2 separate regions of the Mus musculus genome follow, and region 1 is linked to region 2. Evidence: chromatin loops called from intact Hi-C (ENCODE). Cell type or tissue: heart. All regions are shown on one strand.

Region 1 (2,500 bases), 200 kb before region 2:
AGAGCAGGATCATATTGACTGCAGCCCCTGTTATGTTCAGCATGTTCTAGGTTTGTTAATCCTAAAGAATTCCACAGAATTTTAATTCCATCAACTTAAAGGTCAATATGAACTGTTCTGACTAAAATATCTGGAGTCAGGGCTGACCACTGGATGGCATGTCCTGCATGTACACATGAACTTTTTTTTTTTTTTAATAAGCCTACTCTTCCAAATGTTTGATGCCATAGCCCCAGGCCCAATTCTGAGCTATGGTCCTGATCGATCAATACTAAGATGTGTGTTCAATAAACAATCTCTATCTGACTTAGATCAGTCTTCCTGTGTTTTGTGGAGCAGATCCTAGACCACAACAAATTCACCCTGCTTTGTCATTTCCTTTATCTGGTTGTGGGTAACGCAGAACCACTGTTACTACATTGTCTGTGAATAAAAAGACCTTAGTGAGGGGCTTGGGGAGGAAGATGCATGAGTCCCTGAAGACATCAGAGCAGGGTTTCTGCTCTGGACCAAACCATTCATTCCCCTTCTGTGAGAAACCACTTTGATCTTATGTAATTGTTCAGGCATTTCTGTCACTTGCAATTAAAGCTAACACATACTGATAGAAAGTGACTTTCAGATGGACTTCCTGTGGATAGAAGGCCTACCTCAGAGTCTGCCTATGGATGCAGTGATGTTGTCACACTCTCACCGTCCTAACACTTCAGAACCGTGTATAAGCCATTACAGGGCTAAAACTGCTTTATGGAACTCTCTTCCATTAGCACTTATAGATAGATCTCTCATGGAGGGGTGTGGCCTGTGTGTGAGTATGAGCTGTAGCTAAGGGGCCAAAGTCAATCGAAAGGCTGACACTATGAGAAGCATATTAAGACTTTGGACACAGGGGCTGAGAAAGTGGTACAGTTGGTACAGTTCTTGTGCAAGAATGAGGACCTGACTTCAGTTCCCCATCTGAAAAGGCTTGGCATGGCTGCCTGAATCTGTGACCCTAGTGCTTGGGCAGAGATTGGCACACAAAGAGGCAGATCTTGGAGTGGTCCATGAGTCTGTCTGAATCAGTGAATTCAAGGTCCAGTGAGACACTTTGTTTCAAAATTTAGTGATGAAGAAAGAAACCCAATACTGATGTCAACCTACTCAAGCACATGCTCACTCTATCTCTGTGTCTCCGTCGTCTCGGTCGTCTCGGTCATCTCCATCGTCTCCCTCTCCCTCCCCCTCCCCCTCCCCCTCCGGACTAGGGGAAAGAAGAAAAATCTAAAGGTATGGGACAGAGGTAGAGAGAACAAGAGGAAATAATGGGACCAAGAAATACAAACTGTTGCATTTTGTTTTCTTTCACAGAAAATCTAAATTGAACTATATATGTATAAAATAAATTAATTTGAGATGATGAATGTGTGCATGGGCTACCAAAGTAGTTTCTTTAGTTCCTTTGTGATAGGCAGTGCTTACTAGATACCAGACAAGGTGCCTGGGTCCCTTCTCACTTGGTGACTTAACATGCCCACAGTATATAGTCCTGGATTTTGACCAACGAGTTTATGACAAAGCATTCATATGCTGAGTGAAGTACATCCTGGAACTTCTCATTCTTTTCTGTTTACTTCTTAATACTCTCTGCTACAGTGAACCTGTGCTCTGTTCAAGGACTTGATTATCTAACTAAGGGGTTTATGTTGAGTAGGTATGATTATAGGTATCCAATACATTTACATGTTTTCACACACGCATGCACAATACAAAACATGAAAGCAGAAGGAGTAATATGGGAGGGAAACAAAGAACAACAAAAGGGAGGGGAATGGATGGATACAGGAGAGCAAAGTATTGTAGATGCTTGTATTACAAATGCTAATTGCATTCCTCAACACTGCTCACAGAAGTGTCTGCGTATAAGACACAGAGGGACCCTGCCCCCAGTTGGTTCTGATTGGTAAATAAAGATGACAGCAGCCAATGGGCGGTTAGGGCAGACAGAGGTGGGACTTGAGCTTTTCCTGGGCTTGGGACAGAGAGAGGAAGGAGGAAGAAGAGATCTGCCTTGTTAGGAGATGGAGGAGGAGAAGGAGAAGGAGAAGGAGAAGGAGGAGGAGGAGGAGGAGGAGGAGGAGGAGGAGGAGGAGGAGGAGGAGGAGAAGGAGAAGGAGAAGGAGAAGGAGAAGGAGAAGGAGAAGGAGAAGGAGAAGGAGAAGGAGAAGGAGAAGGAGAAGGAGAAGGAGAAGGAGAAGGAGAAGGAGAAGGAGAAGGAGACGACATCATGCCTGAGAAGAGTGGAGGACAGGGAGTCATGGTTGCCATGTGAAAGAGCCAGGAGAATGTGGCCCAGAGTGCAGCCGAGTTACACTGGGTCTAGAGCAGCCAAGGCAGAATATAGAATTTAGTAAGTGATAACTTGGGATTATCAGAGGGAGGTGTATTAACCACATGGAGGTTAGGAACTGGCCAAATTATTGTGCTGTTTAAGGCTTATCAAAAATATAAAGGCTGTGTG
Region 2 (2,500 bases):
TAAATGGAGCATGCATTCACATACATTTCAAGCACACTGTGCTAAATAATTATGATTAAATGCAATGTTATTTGCTTGCTTTTATCTTTCTCAGTTCAGTCAACCGATGTTGCTATTATTTTAAGTGATCTCTAGCCCAATCCTGAGTGACAAGTGTTAGGCCTTGATGGGCTCTGGGAGAGAAGAAATTTGTAGCTATCCATCCTAGTTAGCAGGGCAGAGAAGAAAATGTTAGTCTCTGGCTTCCGTCATAATGGAACTCCAGACACAAGCATATTACTTTCTTTATGTGAGTGTGTGTTGGAGAGTATGTGTGTGTACATGCCTGTGTGTGTGGGTGTGTGCCCGTGACTGCAGGTGGAGGCCAAAAGTCCATGTCAGATGTTTTATTCTATTACTCTCCTCCTATTGTGACAAAGGGTCTTTCACTGAACCTGGGGCTGGTGAATGTGGCTAGACTGACTTGCCAGCAAGCCCCTGGGCTTCTGACTTCCTCTTCCCAGCACTGAGGTACAGGCACACTGTGACACCTGGGGTTTTACATGGGTGCTCAGGATCTCAATTCTAGTGTCCTATTTGCACAGCAAGCACTTTAGCCACTGGACTATCTCCCTAGCCCCAAGTGTAAGCTAATTCTGCTCTATTCGAGGTCACACTGGATCATCTTTATGAGGAGTCATCTACTCTTAACCTTTGGTCTAAGAAAGAAGCTGACACCAGAGGAGAAAGGTCTGGCACCATACTGTGATTGTCAGATCCAGGCCTGACCCTCCTCTCCTCTCCATGGATGGTCAAGAGTTTGTCTTAGAGACTGCACCAGTGTCGGGCTACCCTGATGGATGCACAATGGGCTGAGGATGGGAGACAATCCTCAGGTTCCCCAGCATTGCACACAGCCAGTCTTCTTGGTATACCCCTCTCCCCTCCCTCCTCACATCCAGAAGCCGGATTCCAAGCCAGTGGTGACTTTTCTCTGGAGATTGGAGGTTGGTTTTGATCGATATGAATGGAAAGGAGTTGGATAGAAGGCTACTGCAGAGAATCTGGCGCCCTCTGCCGATGGGGCTTGAGGATATTCAGGCTAAAATGGTCTCTGCAGTCATGGACTTTTCTTACATGTGCCAGGATTTTATTCAGATTTGACAGAGAGCTCCAGATACCTGTCTGTGAGTAGGTGAAAGACACACGTTTTTCAGACCCAGACCTGGGTTTTGAAATGGAAAGATTTACAATACAGGAAATTGTAATACATGTTGATCCTTTAAAAATACTTGTTTTATGTGTATAGATGTTTTGCCTGTATGTATTTCTGTGCATCTAGACATAAGTCTGGTACCTAGAAGAGAGTCAGATCCCCTGAGATTAGAGTTACAGACAGTTGTGAGCTGCCGTAGAACTGGAGTCTCTGCGAGAACAGTCTGTGCTCTTAACTGCTGAGACTTCTCACCAGCCACACATGTTGATTCTTGAACATGTTCTGTAGTCCAAGCAAGCAAGACACCTAAGAATGCTTCTTTGTGAAGAGCTCTTTGAGTATGAAAATAGCATCCAACTTTCTTCCTGCAAACTTACACAGCCTTCCCACTCCTCCCAGCTGACCCTGTGCCTAAGAAGGCTTTGAAGCTCAGTGCCAACCTCAATCATACTGCTGTGAGAAAGTTCTTTTCTAATAGTTCACCAAATCAAAGGCCAAAACAACACCTCACAAGGGCCCAGGTGTGTGTGTGCGTATGTGTGTTTGCACGTGTGTGTGCACTCTCACACACACACCCCTGTGTATTCGTGAAATGTGGATATGAGACAATGGTAAATCTTGAAGTGATCATTGTTGCCACATTTATTATTTATATGTCACACTGTATTACACGTTTTATATTTTTCTTGAGGTTATATGTGCTTTTAAGTGTGATTCAATTTCCATTACCTCACTGCCTACAGTGTTTAAATCAGTTTGTGTGATGTTATCAAAATACTTGAGTCTTTCCTTGGGATTCTGTGTACCATGCAAGGATCGGTGACTCTCTCTGTGGCCATCAGTTAAGAAAACAGTTTAATTTTATTAAAGATTCTCCTCAGAAATCAAATCAACTCTCAAAGATCTGATAAGTTGGTACTTGAAGAATTTCAGGAAATTCAGCATAAGAAACTGCCTACCTAGAAACATTTTATGGCTTAGGATTTATCATTTAGCTGTTAACCTCTGATGGAAAACAAGCTGCTGTAACTAGTCATTGAGCAGCTGTGAGTTGAGACCCACAAAGCCTTCTACAATAAATAGTCCATGCGGCGATGGTTCCTGTTTTAAATAGAAGGCAATGGGAAATACAAGGCAACTACTGATGTACGCTTGGACTTATATTTGAATCCAGGCCTGACTCCAAAGCCAATGCAGTTCACATTGCTTTCCAAAGGCTCACTGGCCTGCTAAATCTGGCCTTGGTTCTAAGTAACAATCTTTCCCATCTAGCTCCTAGTCCTTCAGCCCATGTGGGCAATGTCC

What was found. Peaks named below come from ENCODE experiments on the same cell type or tissue, not always from the same donor. Only the 100,000 strongest peaks of a DNase experiment are listed, where the experiment ranks them.
Region 1: a loop joins it to region 2, with 2.0 times the contacts of the local background. A loop is called at or near these places in 2 of 42 quality-filtered maps.

Annotation. Positions count from the first base shown.
Region 1 is chr1:52,753,592-52,756,091 of GRCm38, forward strand. No RefSeq gene overlaps it. Among named protein-coding and RNA genes, the nearest start is that of Mfsd6, 28 kb to the left of the region's middle. In heart, no CTCF peak of the experiment used is centred here; no DNase peak of the experiment used is centred here.
Region 2 is chr1:52,954,300-52,956,799 of GRCm38, forward strand. It overlaps a transcript of 1700019D03Rik not described here. Among named protein-coding and RNA genes, the nearest start is that of 1700019D03Rik, 2.7 kb to the left of the region's middle. In heart, a CTCF peak has its summit at 1,053 (motif pointing left); no DNase peak of the experiment used is centred here; H3K27me3 peaks cover 612 bases.